Linked DNA regions of Homo sapiens: regions 1 and 3 are each linked to region 2. The links are chromatin loops, found by intact Hi-C in ENCODE. Cell type or tissue: CD14-positive monocyte. All regions are shown on one strand. Region 1 overlaps ZMYM2 (zinc finger MYM-type containing 2). Region 2 has its middle 25 kb from the start of LINC01072. Region 3 has its middle 14 kb from the start of GJA3.

Region 1 (8,000 bases), 54 kb after region 2:
TTTTTCATTGTATATACTTAGGTAGAATTAATTAGTCCCAATTCTGTGTTACCAAGTCTGTATACAACACGAGCATAACATTATTTAAATATTATTTGTCTGTGTATTTCAACTCTTTCAGTGGAACATATTGTAATGGCTTTTAATTCAAACTGCTCACCAGATTCAAAATTTATGAGCTGTGTAACTTGGGCAAGTAACTTTACTTCCTCATAAAAAAATGCTGATAATTATAGTAAAGTTGTTGAGAGGACTGAATGACACATCAAGCACGTAGCATAGTATGTGGAAAGCAGTAAACAGTCAGTAAATGTAAGTTGTCAACATGCTTATCTCAGTCTCCAAAGCCTACTCCAATGTCCAGTATCCAGCATACAACAGCACTTAATGTTTGCTAAATTAACCAATGAAAGAAGGTTTCAAATAGCCTGAATCAACCTCATCACTGCTATTAAAAAATAAAGAGGCCAGGCGTGGTGGCTCACGCCTGTAATCAAGAGAACGAGACAAACCTGGCCAACACGGTGAAACCCTGTCTCTACTAAAAACACAAAAATTAGCTGGGCATGGTGGCCTGTAGTCCCAGGTACTCGGGAGGCTGAGGCAGGAGAATCACTTGAACCTGGGAGGCGGAGATGCGGTGTGCCGAGATCGCACCACTGCACTCCAGCCTGGGTGACAGAGTGAAACTCCGTCTCAAAAAAAATAAAATAAAATAAAAAATAAATCTTAAATTCCTCTGAATAAGGATTAAATAAGCTTAGAAATCCTCTATGTATTTTAATAGAATTTAATTATTTGAAAACTACCCATTTACATACAAATTAAATTAACAAGCCACACTGTGAGTTTACTATATTTTTTAATTTAGTAAATAAAGTTCTTTCTTCTTAAAAAACACATCCCTCCATATAAAAGACTTAACATGTAGAAAGTAAAAAATAAAAATTCTGGAGAAAAATTTGGAAAAATGACAAAGACTTACTGTCTATAATAAACAAGAAACTCACAAACTAAAAAAGATAAACGATGGGGCAATTCACAGAAAAGCAAATGGTCAATAAACACAAAAAGATCCTCAAACATTTTGGGAAAGAAATCTGTTAATATCTTTAAAAATAAAAAATATACTTTTCTTGAGATCCAATAATACCCCTTCTGGAATCATATCTCAGAAACAAATGCATCAGTTCTTTAGGATAATTATAGAAGATTTGTGTGGGGCAGGAGGGGAGCAGAGGAGGAAGGAAAGTATACACTGTCTATAACAGCAAAATTTCATAAAACAAAGAGAATGCTCATCATTGTGGAAATTACTAAATTAATTGTGATATAGCACACAATGAGATACATACATAGTTAGGCCTGTTCCTGCTGACTTAGAGGGACTGCCACAATTTACTGGGAAGTAGATGAAGAGAAAGTAAGATGTAGAAGTATATAATATGGTCTAGTGTTCCTAGCTGACAAAACTATCTCTTTCATCACATTCATGAAAAACAGAAATATACACATCTAGCTAACAGTGATAAGGTGGGGAGATTAAAGAAAAAAAAGTGGCTGGCATGGTGGCTCATGCCTGTAATCCTAGAACTTTGGGAGGCTGAGGTGGGGGGATCACCTGAGATCAGGCGTTTGAGACCAGCCTGGCCAACATGGCGAAACCTCGTCTCTACGGGATGGGGGGGAAAAAAAACCCAACTAGCCAGGAATGGTGGCTCATTCCTGTAATCCCAGCTACTTGGGAGGAGGCTGAGGCAGAAGAATTGCTTAAACCCAGGAAGCGGAGATTGCATTAAGCCGAGATGGCGCCACTGCACTCCAGCCTGGGCGATAGAGACTCTGTCTCCAAAAAAAAAAAAAAAAAAAAAAAAAAAAAAAAGGTGTCTATAGTTCTATTCATAATAAATTTAGTATGACGGATATGTGTTCACATATGTAAAACAGTGTATGAAAGAATGATCATGAAATGTTAATGATGGTTATCGTAGGATTTCCTATCATTTTCCTTCTTCCTCAAACATTTTCATATTATGTGAACATTTAACAATAACCACCGTTCCTTATACAAAATCAGTGGAGGAAAGTCAGTTACTTTGAGAAAGAGTAAGAAAAACAAACAAACAAACAAAACAAGAAAAAATAAGGCCGAGCTCCCCTTTCATACAGTACCAGCTATTTACAATTATGTTTAATTTTTCAATGTACAAAACAGAAGTGACTACTTACTTCAGTATACATTCATAAGACTTAGTCCTTACAAAAAAAGATACTGTTTCTTCCATAGACATACGGAAGAAAATCATACTTCCTGTCAACTGTATCTTTATTGTCAGCTGTGAGCAAAACTAATGAATCCAACAGACAGAAAAATATGCACACTTTTCCAAAAATAGCTTCTATTTCTGTACACATCTTGAACTAATATTAAACAGCACTGATTTCTGGAAAGTTTACTTTAGTTATCTTATCTTTACACTGAGTTTCAGGATTACTTTTAAAGCTGCTTATAAATACCACAGTCTTTGAAAACAAGTCTGTGAAAATGTATCCAATAATAAAAATAGATATTCCACAATTTTTAAAAATTTTGGTAAACTGTAGAACAAAAAAATTACCATCTTAACCATTTTTAAATGTGCAGTTTAGTAGTAAAACAACTTTTTGATAAAGCATTCATCAATACATAAGGAACCTATTTTAAAAAGGAAGGAAGGCCGGGCGCAGTGGCTCACACCTGTAATCCCAACACTTTGGGAGGCCAAGGCAGGCGGATCACGAGGTCAGGAGATCGAGACCGTCCCGGCTAACACGGTGAAACCTCGTCTCTACTAAAAATACAAAAAATTAGCCGGGCGTGGTTGCAGGCGCCTGTAGTGCCAGCTACTCGGGAGGCTGAGGCAGGAGAATGGCGTGAACCCAGGAGGCGGAGCTTGCAGTGAGCTGAGATCGCGCCACTGCACTCCAGCCTGGGCGACAGAGTAAGACTCCGTCTCAAAAAAAAAAAAAGGAAGGAAGCCGGGCACAGTGGCTCATGCCTGTTAATTCCAGCACTTTGGGAGGCTGAGGAAGGTGGATTGCTTGGGCCCAGGAGTTCGAGACCAGACTGGTCAACATGGCGAAACCCCATCTCTACAAAAAATAGAGAAGTTAGTTAGCCAGGTATGGTGGTACGTGCCCACATTCCCAGCCACCTAAAGGGCTGAGGCAGGAGGATCACTTGAGCCTGGGAGGTTGAGGGTATACTAAGCAAAGTTCATGCCACTGGACTCCAGCCTGGGCGCCAGAGTGAGACCCTGTCTCTCTGTCTCTCTCACACACACACACACACACACACACACACACACACACACACAAATTCTGACATATGCTACACAACACAGATGAACCTTGAGTATATTATGCTACATGAAATAAGCCAGACTAAAAAGGACAAATACTGCATGATTCCACTTATATGAGGTGCCTATGGTAGTCAAAATCATAGAGATAGAAAGTAGAAAAGTGGCTTACAGGGCTCAGTAGAGAAGGAAATGGAGAGTTATTATTTAATGAGTACAGAGTTTCAGTTCTGCAAGATGAAAAGAGTTCTAGAGATAGATGGTGATGCTGGTTGCACAACAATGTGAATGTACTTAATGCCACTGCACCGCACCCTTAAAAATGCTTAAAACCGTAAATTTTATGTTATGTATATTTTACTACAACAAAAACTGAGAGAAAAAAAAACTATTTAAGACATACTTCATAATTTATTACACAATCCACTTAGCTCTCAAAACCTCTTAACGGTATTGAAGTCCTAATTATTTAAATAATCATTTAATAAAAGGCAATCCAGAGATTCAACTTCCTGTGATAGCATTTTCCTTAAGTCAAGGAAAATTAAAACACAACATATAAAAATTCGTGATGTAAGTAAACTAGTTTTAGAGAAAATTTTAGTTTTAAATGCTTTCCTGAAAAAGAAGAAACACTAAAATCAATTATCTAAGCTTACATCTTAAGAAACTGGATAAAAAGAGAGCAAATTAAGAAAGGAAATAATACAACTCAGACTCAATACAAGAGAAAAATTAAAATGATACACCTTTAGCTACATGAGTGTCTAGGCCAACTATACAGACCTAGCTAGCTCCATGGGCCCAATCCCACAAACCTATGAGCTAAGGATTGTTTTTTATTCTTTTATAAATGGTTACAACTTAAAGCAGTTATATATAAGTAGCTATATTACAGTCTAAATTTTTACCTCTTGGTCTGCAAGGCCTAAATTATTTACTATCTTGCCCTTTACGAAAAAGTTGGCTGATTCCTGAGCTGGATTGTTCAAGATACAAAAAGAGGCTGGGCATGGTGGCTCACACCTGTAATCCCAGCACTTTGGAAAACTGGGGCAGGCGGATCACTTGAGGTCTGGAATTCAAGACCAGCCTGGCCAACGTGGTGAAGTCCTGTCTCTACTAAAAATACAAAAATTAGCCAGATGTGGTGGCAGGCACCTGTAATCCCAGCTACTTGGGAGGCTGAGGCAGGGATTCACTTGAATCTGGGAGGCAGAGGTTGCAGTGAGCCAAAATCACACCACTGCACACCAGCCTGTGCGACAAAGTGAGACTTTGTCTCAAAAAAAAAAAAGAACTAAGAAACAAAAAGAAGGCACAGATTACCAGTATCAGGAATGAAAGGATAATAAGAAAATATTACCAAACTTAGGCTAACAAATTTGACGACTTTGATGAAATGCATCATTTCTTGAAAGACAAAATTGCTAAAAGTGGTACAAGAAGAAACAGGAAATCTAAACAGTTGATATCAACTAAAGGAACTGATTAAGTGATTAAAAACCACACCCATCCACACCCTGCCACCCCCACCACAAAAAGTAATCCTAAGCCTATATGGCTTCACTGGTGAATTCTATTGCATATTTAAGGAAGAATGCCAATTCTCACAAATTCTTTCAGAAAATAGGAGGAAGGAATATTTCCCAACTCTTTTTTAAAAATTATTATTTATTTATTTATTTTTGAGATGGAGTTTTGCTCTTGCTGCCCAGGCTGGAGTGCAATGGCGTGATCTCAGCTCACTGCAACCTCCGCCTCCCAGGTTCAAGCAATTCTCCAGCCTCAGCCTCCCAAGTAGCTGGGACTACAGGTGCTCGCCACTACACCCAGCTAATTTTTGTATTTTTAGTAGAGACAGCATTTCACCATGTCGGCCAGGCTGGTCTAGAACTCCTGAACCTCAGGCGATCCACCTGCCTTGGCCTCCCAAAGTGTTGGGATTACAGGCGTGAACCCTCGTGCCCAGCCCCAACTCATTTTATGAAGCCACTACTACCCTCAAACCAAAGCCAGGTAAAGACAAGAGAACTTTCAAGTTTATTTCCAGCTCCACCAGAAGCAATTTGAAAATGGTGTCTTCCTCTCTGAACCGGCCAGAAAGGGGGCTGGAAACAGTGAATTTCATAACCAGAAGCGGAAGCTGAAGAGACCAAGATGAATCGGAATTCCTTACTGTTCCTGATGGTTGGAAGGAAACAGCTCTTTCCAAAGAGGACAATCCCAGAGGACTCTTAAAGGAAAGCAATTATATAACTTTGTTCCCAAAATACAGAGAAGCTTACTAGAAAGTGCTGGCCATTGGTGCAGAAAGCCTTGAACGAACATCAATGTTAACGCAACCCTGCACTGGATCCAGGGCAGCATGACTGTTTGAACTGAGGCAGAAAGATGGGGTCTGGAGGCAGAGAAATTAAAGTCATTCATGGTGAATCAAGGGAAAACACCTGGGGGCAGGGAACTTAAGGCCAATTAATGCCAACTTCCTAAAGCTGAACCAGAAAGGAAAACCCCATCTCCCCATGCCCACATAGCAAAGGCTACTCTCCCTACAATCCTCTCCCTTCTGCCAGGTCTCAGGTGGAAAGAGAGAGTGCCCTGGACTGGCCACGGGCCAAGCAGGGACCATCCCTTCATCTGCACAGGGGGCCAATTCACCTCAGCCTTTTATTAGTATTAGACCAAATCCTTCATCCAGATAAGGGGCAACCAATAAGGACCTCAAAAGGAGTACTTAAAACCAAGAAGACTTTGTAACTCAGCCCTAGAGCCACTTGCTCAGGCCCATTCCCACCCTATTCAGTGCTTTCTTGCTTTAACAAATTTCTGCTTTCGCTGCTTCGTTCCTTTGTTGTTTACGCATTTTGTCCAATCCTTTGTTCAAAACGCCAAGAACCTGGACAATTAACACTCAAGACTTTCCTTCCGTTAACAGAAGTACAAAGACTTGTACTAAAAAATACAAAAAATTAGCTGGGCATGATGGTGGGCACCTGTAATGCCAGCCTCCTCAGGAGAATTGCTTGAACCCGGAGGCAGAGGTTGCAGTGAGCCAAGATGGTGCCACTGCACTCCAGCCTGGATGACAGAGCAAGACTCTCAAAAAAAAACCAGAAGACTTTTGATTCATATATGATCATTGGGACCAGAGATCTAGAACTGTTAGCAAGGACTGTTTCATTTGAACAGGCAGTGCAAGTTCTTCCAGATGATGTTGCATGTAACATCATTAAAATAGGTTATTTAGTAAGAAATAAAGAGATTTGTAAAAAGACAATGGCTTATTGGTCTCAAAGGATCTACACTGAAGAACTCTTAATGTACTTGCTCCATTATGATGCAGGGAAACACAGTTTCAGCCACTGGACCTTTTAGTGACTTAAAAAAGAGGTTTGAAACTGGCTGGGCGCAGTGGCTCACGCATGTAATCCCAGCACTTAGGGAGGCTGAGATGGGTGGATCACGAGGTCGGGAGATCAAGACCATCCTGGCCAACATGGTGAAACCTCGTCTCTACTAAAATATAAAAAATTAGCCGGGCGTGGTGGTGTGCACCTGTAGTCCCAGCTACTTGGGACTGAGGCAGAGGAATTGCTTGAACCCGGGAGGCGGAGGTTGCAGTGAGCCAACATCGCGCCACTGGGCTCCAGCCTGGTGACAGAGCGAGACTCCATCTCAAAAAAATAAAAAAAAGGTTTGAAAAGTAGTCCTATATACTATGAAGAATATGCATCCTATTTATAATATTAAAACCTTAATGACTAAAAGAGTTGGCAAAAGACTCTGAATTTCAACCACAAAGTTGGGAGAGATTTTTGCCACAATTCAAACATACAAATATGAATAAATGCAAGGAACCAAAGAAAAAAAAATGTTAAGAAAGAATATACACCATTCCCACCACCACAGCCAGAAAGTCAGATTGATAACGAACTGGCTAGTGGTGAATACTTTTCGAAGGCAAATCAGAAGCAGTAGCAGCAAATGGAAGCAATAAAGGCTAAACAAGCAGAAGCCCTCGGTAAGAGATGAGCAAAGAAGCAAAACTTTAATTCCATCTAAAGAAAAACCAGATGTGAAACCTAAGGAAGCTTCTACTGAAACTAAAATTCATGTGGCCAGCATCAAACAAAAAGTTAAGTAAGCAAAGAATAAGCAAGTGGGAGGTCTTACAGCTGAAGAAATTATGCTTAAGATGGAAGCAGATGAAAAGAAAAACAAAGTAACATAAAAGAAAAAAAAAGTAACATACCAAAAACCCCTTGACTAGATCTTATGAAGCTATCTCCTTTTGTAAAGGATTTTGAGATACCAGGGCATTAGTTGCCTTATTTGTGATAAATAATACTCTGATCACTTTTTTTTTTCTGAGTTTTTGTTGTTGTTGTTCATAGAACAATGTTCTTTATAAATATAAATTATCGTTAAAAAAAGAAAACTCTGAACTACTTATCCTTATGAACATCTGCAAAAATCATCACCAATATATCTGCACATCTAATCTGGCAATATATAAAAAGGATAACATTATCAATTGGAGTCTATCCCAAGAATGCTAGGCTGGTTTAATGTCTGAAAATTAATTTATATTCATACCATTATTAATAGGAGAAGAAAAATCCGTATCTTAATAGATGCAGAAAAAGGCGTTGACAA
Region 2 (8,000 bases):
ACAGGTACATTCCTGGCGCCTGGAGGAGGCTGGCAGAGGGGTGAGAGTGGAGAGGGAGCTGAGGCACAGCCCCCAGGTCCCCCAGCCGCAGCCTTAATGGGCCTGGCCTCCCCCACTTCCCCAGTGGCGCCTGTGGGCTGAGGGTGCTGAGGAACTATATACATGCACAGCGGGTCACTTGTGGCAGAACTGAACAGAGTGGTCTTAAAAGCAGCCCTGAGCTACAAATTTTCACTTTCAGGGTCTTCGAAAACCATACAGAAAGTGCAGTAATCAGAAAGCACATCCCACCTGCATTTTAGCATTTACCTCATGTGTGTGTGAGTGCCTGTATGTATATGTAAGTGTGTGTATCTGTGTCTGTATGTGTCCATGTGTGTGTGTGTTTGTATGTGTGAGTGTAAGCATGTGTCTGTGTGTATGTATATGTGTGTGTTTGAATGTTTCTGTATGTGTCGGTGTATGTGTTTACGTGTGTGTCTATATGAGTGTATGTCTGAGTGTATCTGTGTCTGTATGTGTATGTGAGTGGGTGTATCTGTGTGTCAGTGTATGTCAGTGTGTGTGACTGTCAATGTGTGTGTGAGTGTAAATGTGTGTGTGTGTGTCTATGTGTGTATCTGTGTGTGTTTGTATCTGTGTGTGTCTATGTGTATGTGAGTGGGTATGTGATATGGTTTGGCTGTGTCCCCACCCAAATCTCGTCTTGAATTGTAGCTCTCATAATTCCCACGTGTTGTGTGTGAGAGGGGCCTGGTGAGAGATAATTGAATCATGGGGGTGGTTTGCCCCATACTGTTCTCCTGGTAGTGAATAAGTTTCATGAGATCTGATGGTTTTATCAGGGGTTTCCCCTTTCGCTTGGCTCTCATTTTCCCTCTTTTCCTGCTGCCATGTAAGATGTGCCTTTTGCCTTCTGCCATGATTGTGAGACCTCCCCAGCCACGTGGAACTGTGAGTCCGTTAAACCTTTTTATTTATAAGTTACCCAGTCTCAGGTATGTATCAGCAGCATGAAAATAGACTAATACAGTGTGTCTGGGTGTATGTTAGTGTATCTGTATGACTGTGAGTATACATGTGAGTGTCTGTATGTGGGTGTGGGTGTATGAGTGTGAATCTGTGTCTGAGTGTGTGTGTGAATGGGTTTGTCTGTGAGTGTGTTAGTATATCTCTGAGTATGAGGGTGAATGTATCTGTATGAGTGTGTCTGTGTGTGTGTCTATGTGTCTGTGAATGTGTATGTGTGTGTATCTCTATGTCTGTACATGTGAATGTGTGTCTGTGTATGTTGATTGTGTCTGTATCTGAGTGTATGTGTGTGTGAGTGTATCTGTGAATGTGTGTGAGCCTGTGTATGTGAGTGGGTGTCTGTGAGGATGTTAGTGTATCCGTGTGTAAGTGTATGAGTGTATATGGGGGGTATGAGTGTTAGTATGTGAGTATAGGTGTTTAAATGTATGAGTGTGGGGGGGAGTCGAGTGTATGTGTGTGTGTGTACATATATGTGTGTGTGTGTGAATGTGTGTGGGTGTATTTGTGTACACACTCTGTTCCTTCTCATTGTACTCTCAGATTTGCTCTTAAAATATTTGGGGCTCAAGCCAGACAAAACATGAGGAAGATACGAAACCACAGAATGGCAGCGTGGTCTGGAAATGAAGAACTTTTGTTTGTTTTTTGTTTGTTTGTTTGTTTTTTGAGACGGAGTCTCGCTCTTGTCCCCCAGACTGGAGTGCAATGGCGCAATCTCGGCTCACTGCAACCTCTGCCTCCCGGGTTCAAGCGATTCTCCTGCCTCAGCCTCCAGAGTAGCTGGGATTACAGGCGCCCGCCACCACACCCGGCTAATTTTTGTATTTTTAGTAGAGACGGGGTTTCACCATGTTGGTCAGACTGGTCTCGAACTCCTGACCTCGTGACCCGCCAGCCTCGGCCTCCCAAAGTGCTGGGATTACAGGTATGAGCCACCGCGCCCGGCCGGAAGAACATTTTTCTTAAGAAAAATGAAAACTTAGCATCACCGATGGGAGCCCGAGTCTCAAGGCTTCTCTAACCACACGCACTCCAGGGGTAAGCTCCAGAGCCGCCTCCGTCCTCACCACCGCGATGGTGGCGGCTGCACAGGTATGGAGGTTTTTCAAAATTCACTAAACTGCATCATTAAAATAAATCTATATTGTTATATGTAAATTTTGTGCCAATAAAGTTGAGTTCAAAGGAAACATACATATTTGCGTGTGCATATATGTAAATATATATCGATGAATACAAACCCTAAACTTTACACAAAATCGTCGACTCTTCCGTTCCATATATTTCTCTCTCTTTGATTCTCAGCAAGGTTTTTATGGCCGAGCCGGTCTGCGGGCGGGAGGAACCCCGCAGGATGGGGAACCGGGCTGCTGCCAGGTGGCCGCCGCCGGGTAAAGGACCACAGCTGGAGGGGGTGGAGTGGTCCCGTGGCTGCTTTAACAAAATCCCACAGATGCGGTGGTTTACACGCCGCACAGTACAGCTGCATTCCCACAGAGTTCTGGGCGTCCGGAATCGGCGCCACCTGGCTGCAGTCAGGTGCGGGCAGGTCCCGGGCGCCGCGGTCCTCCAGCCTCTGCCCCCACGGTCGCCTCCTCTCCCTCTCCTACGAGGACACTTTGATGACATTTAGGGTCCGCCCGGATCATCCAGGACAATCTCCCTAACTCTGGACCCTTAGCCTGGCCACATCTGCAGAGCCCCGTGGGCGATAGAAAGTGATGTTTGCAGGGGCAGGGATCAGGGCCTGGGCACGGCAGCCCGCCACTGGGGGTGGGTATTCTGGGCTGGATGGCACTGTCACCCCCCGCCTTGAAAGTCTCGTCCTCCCCCACGCTTGGACTCGTGGCGCTGAGCAGAGACGCGGGCGCTCCTGGAATCGACGGGAAGCGCCCCGCTGACAGGCCTGCGGCGGGAGACCCGAGCCCCCAGCGCCACCCCAGGGCGGAGTCCCACCCACCCTGTCTACACAGAGATTCAGCTAAGAGCCTGCACTCGAGTCCAAAGTCAGGCCGCGTGAGAAGCCACGGCGGCCGCAGGGGCCCATGCGGTGAGGTCAGCGCCGGCCCCACAACCCGACCGCGGAACCCGGGCTCCCCCTCCGCCCGGGCCCTGGCCGGCCCCGCTGGCCCGCGGTGAGGAGACGGCCTTCTTGTGCCTGCGCGATTCAAACGCTGGAGCTACTCTAAACAAGGCCTGGCCACCCCGGACACGCCGAGGGAGCTGGCGGCGGTCAGGCTGAAGGAGAGGGGCCGTCACCGCCCCGCGGGAGGCCGCGGTCGCACACTGGCGGGCAGGGGACATGGGACACCCAGCTGCCGGGCAGCAAAGAGGGGCAAACTCGAGAGTGGGAAAGTAGGCGATGCTGACTTAGCGGCTGCGGGGGAGAACGGCCCAGCGGAGGGCGCCACGCCACGGCCGGTGCCGGGAAGCTCCTGTTCCGGGGCTGCTCTGTCGCCCGCCGGATGCGGACGCGCACGCTGGGCACCTCCCCTCGGCCACCAGACCTCACCTCACAGCTGACCTCACCCTCAGGGCCCCAGCATTGACCCTGAGGGACGCGCGGGCTGGCCCTGCTGCCCACTCGGGGTACGCCCCCGAGGGACACGCCCGCCTTCGCTCTCGCAGGGCAAGGTTGCTCAGCAACTTCCCCAGCCCCATGGACACCCGGGGCGGCATCCTGATGTTTCAGTTGGGAGGAACCAGAGAGAATCAAGACTTGGTCCAGGTCCTGCACATGGCTCACGCCTATAATCCCAGCACTTTGGGAGGCCGAAGTGTTAGGATCACTTGAGTGCAAAAGTTCAAGATCAGCCTGAGAAACACAGTGAGACCCCGCCTCCAAAACAAGTTTAAAAAAAAATTAGCCGGGCATGGTGATGCAACGCCTGTAGGTAGTCCCAACTACTAGTGAGGGTGAGGAGGGTGGGGGGTGTGGAGGCTGCAGTGAGCTATGATGGCGCCACTGCACTCCAGCCTGGGCAACAGAAGGAGACCCTGTCTAAAAAAAAAAAAAAAAAAAGAAAGAAAGAAAATAAATAAAAAATAAAAAAAGCTTTGGTCTGAAGGAAAAAACGTGGCCTAAAGACTTGCTTGAGGTCACACCAGGATGCAGAAAACATAAGCAGTGGCTCCGGGAAGGACTGTGGGTTAATAAGCACGGTTGGTAAATGGCAGACCCCCAGCTGAAGCCCAGGTCCTCAGATGCAAGCCCACAGCTCCTCCACTAAGCTGTGACTAACACTAGAGCCAAGGGAGCCGCAGGGGTACAGAAGCGATGCTTGCCATCAAGAAAGGAGGTTTGGGTGTGGTGAGAGGTAGAGGAGGGGGGTGAGAGGAGAGAAGGGAGGGGGTAGGGTCAGAAAGGCGGGTCGGCACCCCTACCTCCTCACTAACAGAGCAGGCAGAGCTCTCAGCCTGGGCATGGTGGGGCCCACTATGGTGAGATCCTGCTGAAAATACCCTGCGCTTTGAAAACAGCCGCATCCAGAAATCCAGGATCACTGGGAGGGGATTGCAGTCCAAAGAGATGACGCTGAGCAACGATGCTACCCACGTTTGTGTGAGCTGAGCACTTCCTAAAACTAGAGGCTCCGTTTCATAGTAGCCTACTGCTTCTCTAATTTTAGCTTACCCAAGAGTCACTTGGAGGCCTTGTTAAAAATAGATTCCTGGGGCCAGGCACAGTGGCTCACGCCTGTAACCCCAGCACTTTGGGAGGACGAGGCGGATGGATCATGTGAGGTCAGGAGTTTGAGACCAGCCTGGCTAACATGGTGAAACCCCATCTCTACTAAAAATACAAAAAAAAAAAAAAAAAATTAGCTGGGAGTAGTGGCAGGTGCCTGTAATCCCAGCTACATGGGAGGCTGAGGCAGGAGAATCACTTGAACCTGGGAGGCAGAGGTTGCAGTGAGCTGAGCTCGTGCCACTGCACTCCAGCCTGGGTAGCAGAGGGAGACTCCATCTCAAACAAACAAACAAACAAACAAAAATGACAGCCAATAATGTCCATTATTTACAAGGCAAAGACAGGCACGAATATACCTGCAACCTAGATAATTCCCAAAGTTACTTAACTGCTTCCTTTTTAGGTGGTTGGTCGTCTGACATTTTTGGCAAGATGACCACAGAAATGAAGTGTGCCCTTCTCAGTGCATCACACCAAGGGGTGCATGATACCATAGTGACTTTGTTAAGCACACCTTGGCTGTTTGGTTACGGGGCATCTTCCCAGTTTCTCTACTATAAAGCTAACAACTTGGGGAAATACTCTGAGATTATGCAAAGCCTGTCTCCTCACAATTTCCCCCTGGGTTTTAGCATCCATCAGTTGCTCTTGCCCACAGCATTTTTCCTGGGGGCTTTGCCCACGGCTGCTTTTCTGTTGCTCTCTTTCCTTCTGTGTCTGCTCACCGGACCACTCCTTCTCAGCTGCCTCTGTCTCCATGTGGGCTCACTATGGGCTTGTAGACAACGAAATCCCAGGACTTTTACTGATAAAATATCTAACATTTGTAAATGCACAGTTTACAAACTGCTCTCACTTACACTATCTCATTTGATTTCCTCACATGAACAGCTGCCCAGAAAAGCCTCTGCATTCTGGGACCCCTGCAATGGGCATTTTTCATCCAGCCTCAGTGGAACATCCAACACTGTCCTCGCTGAATCATCTTGTTAATTGGGTGCCAGCCCAACTAGTTGAGTCATTTACTGTATTAACTTGGCGTCACTGGAAAATGAAGTACATGGACTTTCTCTGTCATTATTCAAGTCATTGGTAAAAATATTGAACAGGACAGAGCTAAAAACCTGTAAATTTTTATTTTCAATAACACTTTACTATTAACTGGACTACCCAAAGAGATAAAGAAAACGAGTAGTAGGGAGTTAATGAATTATCTTACATGTATTGTTTCTTAGAAATTCTGAAGTCTATATTTAGCCAGATCACATGCTCTGTGACTGACAATAAATTCCTAACAACGGCAGAATTGTTTGTCTTCAGTTACTTTCTCTGGCAACTGTACTGGCTACCATGTGATAAATGAAACAAAAATCTCTTTGAAAATATGCATATATCACTATCCTTCATATAGAAAATAAGTGCATTATCTTACAACATCAGAGCAATTGTAGCCTACTGTGTGCCTGGTGAACAGTAGGTGTTCAATAAATATGTGTTGAAGTAACAAATGAATGGATGAATGAACAAATGAGTGAATGACTGTAAAACATAGAAGGTAAGAGGTTTAAAAGCACAGGTTTGTTTTTTATTTCTTTTTTTTTTTTTTTTTTTTTTTTTTTTTTTTTTTTTTTGAGATGGAGTCTCACACTGTTGCCCAGGCTGCAGTGCAGTGGCGCAATCTCAGCTCACTGCAACCTCTGCCTCCCAGGTTCAAGCAATTCTCCTGCCTCAGCCTCCTGAGTAGCTCAGATTACAGGCACTCACCACCACACCTGGCTAATTTTTTGTATTTTAGTAGAAACAGGATTTCACCATTTTGGCCAGGCTGGCCTCAAACTCTTGACCTCGGGTGATCCACCTGCCTCAGCCTCCCAAAGTGCTATGATTACAGGCATGAGCCACTGCCCCCAGCCAACCCCACAGTTTTAACTTGCAGCTCCTCCCCACCTTGTCCTCCTCTTCCCAGTGCCCTTTCCCCTACAGCATGTGGCATCATCTAGCACACTACAGATCTGGTTCATTTTGATTCCTGTCTTTAAATAGACCTTATGTATAAGACAAGGGCAGGAACCTTGAGCTGTTTTTTTCACTGTCCTCTCCCCGACACCATGGAGTGGCACATGCCCAGCACATAGTAGTCACTCAATAAGCATGCATTGAATAAATGAATGAATGAATCACACATTTTCACATGTATAAAATATTTTTGAGATCCTTAGATTGGAAACACTAAAAATTATCATGTCTAGTCCTGGGGCTAGCCAACACATATTAAATGTCTGTTTGGAAATAAGGGCTTTGCCTACACAAGACTTTACATTCCATTTAGTTTTTCTATTTTCTTCCTCTTGAACATCATTATTTCTTCTGATGAAACATCTCAGGCTGTACCAAATGGCTTTTCCTTGAAGTAAAGTTAAATGGGTAAATAAATAAATAACAAAATCAACACAACAGCAATCACAGAGAAAAGAATAAGTACAGGCTTGGTGCAGTGGCTTGTAATCCCAGCACTTTGGGAGGCTGAGGCAGGTGGATCACTTAAGGTCAGGAGTTCGAGACCAGCCTGGCCAACATGGTAAAACCCTGTCTCTACAAAGAAATACAAAAAAAAAAAAAAAAAATTAGCCGGGCATGGTGGCGGGTGCCTGTAATCCCAGGTACTCAGGAGGCTGAGGCTGAGGCAGGGGAATCGCTTGAGCCCAGGAGGCAGAAGTTGCAGTGAGCCAAGATCATGCCACTGCTCTCCAGCCTGGGCAACAGAGTAAGTCTCTGTCTCAAAAAAAAAAAAAAAAAAAAGAGCTTAAACTTATAACTATGAGCCTCCTTTTGGTTTTCCAATGTGGCCCTGTATAAAACCCCTGAAAATACAAAGATTAAATTGTGTGCTTTCCTAATGTTCTCTTTAAAAACCCTCCTGTCTGGGGATGCCCTGGATACACAGTTTCAAGTTGTGAGACCTTCCTGTGGATCTGGGCTGAATAACACTACTGAGAATAGGATAAGAGGGAAAATGTCCTACAATGTCCCTCTTCCAACACAGAATGTATTGAAAATAAATTTGGGTGTCTCCATTCTCCTCCACCCCAAGTGTGTTCGGCAAATGCTCCCTTCCAGTCTGGAAAGCATTTCATGAGTTAAGAGTCACAGAGGAGCTGGAAGGAGCCTTGGAGCTGGCCTCATCTAGTGGTCTTATTTTGTGGAACAGGGACAGCAGAGGCCTGGAAAGAGCACATCTCATTTTATCTATTTGTAACTAAACAAACACTTATGA
Region 3 (8,000 bases), 48 kb before region 2:
CCATTTGTTCATAATATCCTATAATTTTCATGCTCTTGCTGAAGTTTTTGGAGCTTCCTTTTTTTAATTCTCCTCCACTTCTAGCCAGATTGAAGAGTTAAGTTTATGATTATGAAACAAAAACTAAATACAAAAAAAATCATGACTTGTCAATAGATAAGTAAAAAAGGGTGAGAGAGAGAGAGGAAAGACTCCAAGGTGACTATATTTTTATATCTGTGCAGTGGGAAATAAAAACAAGTAAGTCTCCAGACCGGGCACCATGGCTCATGCCTGTAATCTCAGTACTTTGGGAGGCTGAGGTGGGGGAATCACTCGAGCCTAGGAATTTGAGACCAGCCTGGGCAATATAGCGAAACTCCAGCTCTACAAAAATGGGTCCAGAAATCAGTCAGACATGATGTCTCATGCCTGTAGTCCCAGCTACTCAGGAGGCTGAGGTGGGAGGATCACCTGAGCCCAGGGAGATTGAGATTGAGGATGCAGTGAGCCATGATTGCGCCACTGCACTCCAGCCTGGGTGGCAGAGTGAAACTCTCTAAAAAAAAAAAAATAAGCCCCAGGGCAACGCATCTGTGTCATGAGGGGAGACAATAGTCTGATTTAAAACTTGCTGAGTAGGAGGCGGGAGGCACTTGCAAGGTGGGAAAATGAAGCAGGCTAGAAAGGCTTGTCTAAAACTCATGCCAAACGCAGGCTAGAAATATTCGTGTGGGCTATGTCCTTGCATCCCTGATGGCTGAGGTCACCAGAGGAGGCAAAGTACTCCAGGGAAGGAGCAGGGGGAGAGCCGGCATGGAAGACCTTCCAGGGTGCCAGGGTCGAGGAGCAGGGAGGGCCTCAAAGGAGCAGAGAGGAGGATTCGCCCATGAGGAGTCAGGGAAAGGCCACAGATGTAGACCTGGGCAGAACTGCATGCCTGCGTGCCAGCAACTTGGTGGAAGATGCAGTGAGCACTGGCAGGGAGCAGGGACGATCCAGGCGAGGGAGGTCTCGGATAAGGGGGCCTCATGAAGCCAGCTACAGTGGCTCCGTCCTGCAGGGAAGCTCGCAGGGAGGCCTTATGTGCCAGGGTGGTCACTCATGTGCCCATCCTAGCTGGAGCGCAGGGCGCGGCCGTGTCGTCAGGCCCGGGCTGGCAGGGCCGACCAGGCTCAAAGGCGCAGCCCCACGGAAGGGCAGGCGCTGCTGGGCAGCGAGGCCTGGGCACCGGTCACCGGGCCTTGGGGTGTTTCGGACAGAGCTTGGCAGCTTCTGCCGCACAAGGGATGAAATCAAAAGTGCAGCTGAGGAGGAGGCACAGCCGCCCTGTTAGGACCTGGGATCACCAGGGAGGTGCCGTAGAATCGGGGCGCGAGTGAGGGAGGCGGCGCGGTGGCCGCGGGGCGAAAAGAAACGGGGAGCACCAGAAGAGAGGGAGGACTGGGGAGGCGCGGCGCACGGGTGGCAGGCGGCGGTCCCTCCTCACCGCCCGGCTGTGCTCGGCGCCAGGGTCCCGTCTGCGCCCCTGCGGGAGGCGGCGCGGCGCCCACTGTTCTCTGGGCCGGGCCGGGGCTCTCGCTCTCCCCCGGCTCTTCCAGCCTGGGACTTTGCCGCCGGCACCGTCCTCCACGGCTCCAAGATGTGTCTCTGCTTCCGGCACGTGCCCGCGAGAGGGGGCCACATTGGGGCGTGTCTCCAGACAGGGGGTCTCCGAGGGGAGGGCGGCAACCAGGTGGCAAGTAAGACGGAGGCTCCCGAGACCTCCCGTCTCAGCCAGGCTTCCCCATGGGGCGCGTGCCCGCCCGCTCAGCGTCTTTCCTGAACCCTGAGCAGCAGTTTCTCAAAGGACTGGAAACATGACAAGACCTTCCCAGATCCCTGTCAGGTGCTTGAACCAGACAAAAGCCAGGTAACTGAACAATGGTCCGGCCTTGTGGCCTGAAAACAGCTGCTCTGAGAGCAGTAGCTGTCTACCCCAGAGCGCATCCGCCATGGAGTGATTGTTTTGGGCCAGGGTCTCTCGCTCAGTCTCCATCAGAGTTCAGATCGTTTGACGACATCTTCATTTTTTACTTTGCCGCCAAAAGCATGGTGGTTTTTGTACCTACACACATCTCTGTGTGGCCAAACACCATATTATTCACTGTCACATTAGGCCTGGACCTACTTCGTGCAACCTCAGCTTATCCAGTAGACAGGGCCAGCGGAGAGGGACCTGGGGGCCAGGATAAGGCAGGCCTTTGCAACAACACACGATGCTTTTCGGGGTCCTTCCTGAAGATAATGATGACCCCAGCAGCTGGAAAACAGGAAGCTCCTCTTCTCAGCTTCATTTGTTCCATGAGTGAGGCCCTCGGACTGGGGCGGATGGGGCTGGCTTTTCCTGAACATCCAAGGAGCAAAGTAGGTGAGGCAGTTTCGCACCAGCATTCCCTTTCCAGAATGTCACCTGCGTGGGCCCTCTCTCCTCCTTCTCCTCCTGCAAACGCTCTCCTCTTCCGTGGCTAGGAAGCCTCCCTGTGTACCAGGTCTCAGGTAGGCTGAAGCAATTCACAGTCTCTTGAGCTGACTTCACGTGGGAGAAACTATTCACAGCAGAATGAGAGTCACTTGAACAGTAACTTACTTCAGTTTCTTTCACAACGATTAGGATTCTTAAAAGATCCCAAAACATGTTTCGTCTTTAAAACAAACAAAAACCATAGAAAACCCTTATGCCTATTTCTGCAGACGAGAGCCCCACCTCCAGAGGATAGGAGGCAGCCCTGGAGAACTCGCTAACAGTGGTGATTTTGGCTCTGAGCCCTTTTTCAAATTGATAGTGTGATGTAATCAGAGGGTGTGTTTAAAGTCTGGAGCAGATAAAAGGAGACACAGATATCCTGGCACACCGTCATTAACTGTTGCTGCCCAGATTGGAAAGGCAGACCCCTTCAGGAAGATTGTACAGCTCATTGGCAAGCAGTGATTCGAGAAACGTATCATAGCCATCCATCATAATATCTAAGATCTGTAAACTGTTTTATAGCTTTCATCTGATACCTGCACCTCTATAGTTAATTCTGACAGCCACCCTTGGAGTTTGAAGGTGTTCTTTCAGGTTCACAGATAAAGAAACTGAGTTCAAAGAGATTAACTGACTTCCCCCAAGGTAATACAACCTAGATTAATAACCAAAATTTGCATAACTTATAAGTATTCAGATGAATTTTAGAAGATCCCAAGAAGAGAAAACATTTGGTGGAGTCATTGGCATATGGTAGGCTTCCGTAGATTTCATTGTCCTTTGGCTTTGCAAATGTTTTCATCTGCCAAACGCTGTTAAAACAGAGGGCCCCTACCCAGGGCGAACAAAGTATGCTTCAGAGGACCAGACAGCTTGTCCAAAGTCAGAGAGCTAACAGAGAGCTAATTGGGTCAGGATTTGAAAGACCTTAGCTTTGTGTGACCTTCAATTTTATCATTCAGCTTGAATATGTGCCCCAGAAAACCTTTATGTAATTCCCTAATATTTCAGTAACCAGCATGCAACATACGAGAAGCACATTCTTTGTTTTTAGAATGGTATCTGGCTGATGACTTTCACAACAGCTCACATGAGAGGGAAGTATTTTAGCAATCGGACTGAAGGAAAATCCAAAAACTCCACCATTGCAGGGTCAACAGTGCACGTGTTTGAATTCTGAAAGACGTAAGCCAAGGCAAATAGAAGGAAATGATCTTCCACTAATCCCGGCATTTACTTCCTCCTCTCTGGAGGGGACGGCCATGCACACAGAGCCCTGTGCTCTGAGTTCTCATGAAAGGGACACAGCTGGGCTCACTCAGCGTCACCTCGCCCCTGGGGTGTGTCCTGGTTTCAGATCTCGGGCTGGAGTGATTCACGTGTGGCAGGGAGGCCATCATTAATGAAAATGCGAGGGCGTCGCACGAGTGTTGATGACTCAGCAGGCCTTTCTACTTCTGTATGAGTCAGTGCCCATCACAGCCAAGCCTGGGGCACAACAGGTTTTCTTAAAAGAGCATGGGGGCCTCATCTTCAACAACCAATTAGGAAGCAGAAAAGTCCTCAGTGAGGAAGGAATAATGACATGTTGGAGCTAAGATGATGGTGCTCAAGCCCGAGAGACCCAGCCACCTTCCAGACGCCAGGCCCGCATGGATGAGGTGCGTCACTCCAGCTGAGGCCAGGGGGCAGCGGGGGCACCGAGTACAAGGTGGACCAGACCGCTGGGGCCAGGCCACGTGGAGCTTGAAGCCAGAAACAGCCCAGGCCATGAGGCCACGAGGAATTCCCTGGAGTAGGAGGAAAGCATGCCACCGTGCAGGTGCGAGGGTGGGGGACAGCCCTCCATTCCACCCTCACCCAAGCAGTCAGAGAGTGTGAAATCCAGGAGTCACCAAACCTAAGTTTTGGAAAGAGATGTCCTGTCCCCTTCCCATTCCACTTAAGCAAACAACACCTCCCAAGAACTTTCTGAGCCCCTCTTAAATGCTGGAGCACAAAAGCAAATATGGCAATTTTTACTGCTGGCAAAAGTGTACATTCAGATAAAAAAGAGACAGAAAAACAACCATTGTGCAATGTAAGGTGTGCCCCGGGAGGGGGTATCCCACCCCTGTTCTCATATTTCTATGAGGATGCCCCCTGGTCGAATTCCACCTCAGTGTGCCCTCTCTTTCTCTCTCTCATTCACTCCATCGTTTCCTCCTCTCTAGGGGAGTAGAGACATAATTCATCCATGAGTCTGGGGGATGGAATTGGCCCTTTGAGGGCCAATGCCCTCTGCCCTCCTCTCCAGTGTGGCACTGCCTGAAGGCCTGGGGGTGGTGGGGTGTCCTGGTTCACCCTTGGCTGCAGCCGAAGCTGCCTGGGGCAGGTTGTGCCACCAAGAAAGAGGCCAGCAGCTGTGAGCAGGTAGTTGATTCTGTCTAGTTTAGAAAGGGGTATCAAGTCACTTTATCCTGGCTTTTGAAGCTGACATTTTTATCTGCCTGTCCTGTCTTATTTCTTGTTTCATTCTGAACTGTGGAGGGGAGCTCGGGGGTGCCCCCAACCAAACCCCAACATAAACTCCATGAACACACAGGACATCTCGGTGCCCATCAGTGCCAGGTGTCTGTTGAATCTGCATCTGCAGAATCAAGAAAGGAGTGGTTTCCTCTGCCTCAGGTGGCGGGGAAAGCTCCTTGGTGGAGAGGACATTTGAAGGAAGCCTTGAGGGACACTGGGTGAGGACGAGTAGAATTCGCTGAGCAGGCAGCAGGGCAGGCTGAGGATGCCAGGCGGGAGCCAGGGTGCAAGTGAGTGTTGAGACTCGCGGCAGCCATGGGGGAGGAAGCCCAGAAGCAACAGAAGTTTCCCAGCCCACCACCCACGCACATGGGCCCTGAAATGAAGAGAGAATTAACTCATCTTCCCAGAAAGTGCTAGGACCATACAGTACTCCACTGCAACTATACCATTTTACATTTCCACTAACAGTACACAAAGCCTCCAGTTTCTCTACATCCTCATCAGCACTTGTTATTTTTGGTTTATTTGATAATAGCCATCTTGATGGGTGTAAGGTGGGCTGTCATAGCGGTTTTGATTTGCATTTCCCAAAGGATTAGTGATATTGGGCATTTCTTCATGTGCCTATGAGTCATTTGTCTATCTTTGGAGAAATGTCTACTGAAGTCTTTTGCCCACTTTTGAATCAGCTTGTTTTCTGTTGATACTGTTATTGTTCAGTTTTAGCAGTTCGCTATATATTCCAGATATTAATTCCTTATCAGATATGTGATTTGCAAATATTTTCTCCCATTCTGTGGATTGCTTTCTCACTCTCTTTAGTGTCCTTTGAAGCATAAAAGTTTTTGATTTTCATAAAATCCATTTGTCTATTTTTTCTTTTATTGCCTGTGGCTTTGGTGCCATAACCAGGAAATCATTTGCCAAATCCAAGTTTGTGAAGTTTTGCCCTTTGTTTTCTTCCACAAGTTGAATTATTTTGGGTCTAACATTGAGGTTTTTTACTCATTTTGAGTTTATTTTTGTATATGGTGGAAGATTAGGGTCCAACTTGATTGTTTTGCATGTGGATATCCAGCTTCCCCCACTATATGCTGAAAAACTGTCCTTTCCTCATTGAATGGTCTTGGCACCCTTGTGGAAGATGACCATACATGTAAGTGTTTATTTCTGGCCTCTGTGTTGTATTCCATTGGTCTATATGTCTGTCTTTATGCCAGTACTAAACTGTGTTGATTACTATCACTTTGTAGTATGTTTTGAAATCAGGAAGAGTGAGTCTTTAATTTTGTTCCTCCTTTTCAAGACTGTTTTGGCTATTTGGAGTCTCTTGGGATTCCACTTGAATTATAAAATGGATTTTTCACCCATTATCTTTTGCTTTTGGCCTTAGCTAGTGTTATGTCCCTTGTTTGGGCCTTCCTTTTCCACCTCAAATCATTCAAAATGCAGCTCAATTCCCACCTCCAATATTTCCCTGACTATCCCCACCATATTGATCTCCCTCCCCTGCGCCGCTGTTCACCTATCTCCTGCACCACCCATTGGAGACAGCATCCCACCAACTCTTCTCCCCTGTCCTTACCCTTCAAGCCTCAGCTGAAATGTCACTCATCCTAAAGCAGGGCTCTCTGTTGGGCTTTCTTGTAACATCTTTTCTATAAAGAACTCACCGTGATTAGTAATTAATTTACTTATAAGTTAATTCTTACACACACAGATTCTAAGACACACAATTCTTTCCCATTCTAACACCTGTGAAATAGAGAGCCGTGCTTTACAATTGGCGACATCCAACAATGACAGTCAGGCTTTTACTTCAGTGGTACATACATGGTGATATGTCTTATGATCAACCGTACTTTAGATGCAGTGAAACACAGTACATGTTTTCTTGTGCATTTACCTGTTTAATGCTCATCTTGTTGATTGTAAGTTGAGAGAGAATAGACCCCCAACTCAGCTCACCATCACACCCCAGCGCCTTTGGCATAGTTCATGTGCTTGTCAGCCATTTGATGGGTTGATGAATTATAAGTTCATCAATCATATTAATGAACTTATCAACATCAACTCATATTGATGGATTATAAGCTACTAAACACATTACGCTTTCCCAGGAGCCCCATAATTCCTAGAACAGTGCTACCTGCACTCAGATGCTTACCCAGTGCATATTTAAGCTAGATAACATCTATCACTCAGCTGCTCTGTGCTCTCTGGTAGAAATAAAAGGATTAATAATGCCTCATTCTTTTAGAGGAAGAAAGCCAAGTAAGTACTGTCGGAGAACCCAGTGGTTCCTGCTTTCTTTTCCTTGGCAAACAATAGGCCTGGCCTTTGTAAACTGAAATCTACACACTTCAAATATTTTATTTTGCTTTTGTGGCATCACACAGTGCCTTGGGGACATTACACAGGGGCCATATTAGAAAGTGATGTCAACTTTTTTTCAAGAGGGTTGGTGATCCTATCTGTTAAGAAAATGACACATTTCTACACTCTTAATAGCTGCTAACCATTTATAAACACATTGTCCCTACATATCAAATAAAACAAATCTTGGATAAGCAGGAAATTAAATTTGTCCTCTTGTGAGGGGACACTGAGTTCCTGGTCTGGGCTTGTCAAGGATGAAAACATGGAGGAGGCGCTTGGGCCAGATGAGCACAAGTTCTTCAGCACCTGCCCTGTGCTGACAAAGGGGCCCGCAGGGAGGCAAAAAGAAGCAAGAAGAGGCTTCATAGGAACCAGGTTGTTTCATTTCTGTTTGTTTATTCTCTCCCAAACTCAAAAGAGGAGGCCTATTTTGCGGTTGATTCTTGCACCATTTGAGAAATTCACTCGTTATGTAAATGTTTCTATTCGTAGTAAGTAGCTTTTGCAAAGAAGGGGAAATAATGACATTAGTAGTGAAAGATTTTTTCCCTAATCTCTTGAGGATCAAAACCTGTGTAAATTACAATATAAATGTCACAGCAATGGCAAACTGCTATACAAG

Evidence for each region. Hi-C counts contacts between places; a loop is a spot of excess contacts. Peaks named below come from ENCODE experiments on the same cell type or tissue, not always from the same donor. Only the 100,000 strongest peaks of a DNase experiment are listed, where the experiment ranks them.
Region 1: a loop joins it to region 2, with 2.0 times the contacts of the local background. A loop is called at or near these places in 6 of 110 quality-filtered maps.
Region 3: a loop joins it to region 2, with 2.0 times the contacts of the local background. A loop is called at or near these places in 50 of 110 quality-filtered maps.

Annotation. Positions count from the first base shown.
Region 1 is chr13:20,069,553-20,077,552 of GRCh38, reverse strand. The region is part of intron 21 of ZMYM2 (zinc finger MYM-type containing 2); the gene reads right to left. It also overlaps the pseudogene KRR1P1. Among named protein-coding and RNA genes, the nearest start is that of LINC01072, 29 kb to the left of the region's middle. In CD14-positive monocyte, no CTCF peak of the experiment used is centred here; a DNase peak (open chromatin) is centred at 3,592; H3K4me3 peaks cover 719 bases; H3K27ac peaks cover 915 bases.
Region 2 is chr13:20,123,339-20,131,338 of GRCh38, reverse strand. No RefSeq gene overlaps it. Among named protein-coding and RNA genes, the nearest start is that of LINC01072, 25 kb to the right of the region's middle. RefSeq lists a silencer at 2,995-3,214 and an enhancer at 3,665-3,714. In CD14-positive monocyte, a CTCF peak has its summit at 3,421 (motif pointing right); DNase peaks (open chromatin) are centred at 3,208, 3,528 and 4,628; H3K4me3 peaks cover 2,362 bases; H3K27ac peaks cover 1,035 bases; H3K27me3 peaks cover 3,253 bases.
Region 3 is chr13:20,170,912-20,178,911 of GRCh38, reverse strand. No RefSeq gene overlaps it. Among named protein-coding and RNA genes, the nearest start is that of GJA3, 14 kb to the right of the region's middle. RefSeq lists enhancers at 3,621-4,164, 3,266-4,465. In CD14-positive monocyte, no CTCF peak of the experiment used is centred here; DNase peaks (open chromatin) are centred at 3,791, 5,621, 6,251, 7,801 and 1 weaker place; H3K4me3 peaks cover 784 bases; H3K27ac peaks cover 670 bases; H3K27me3 peaks cover 3,298 bases.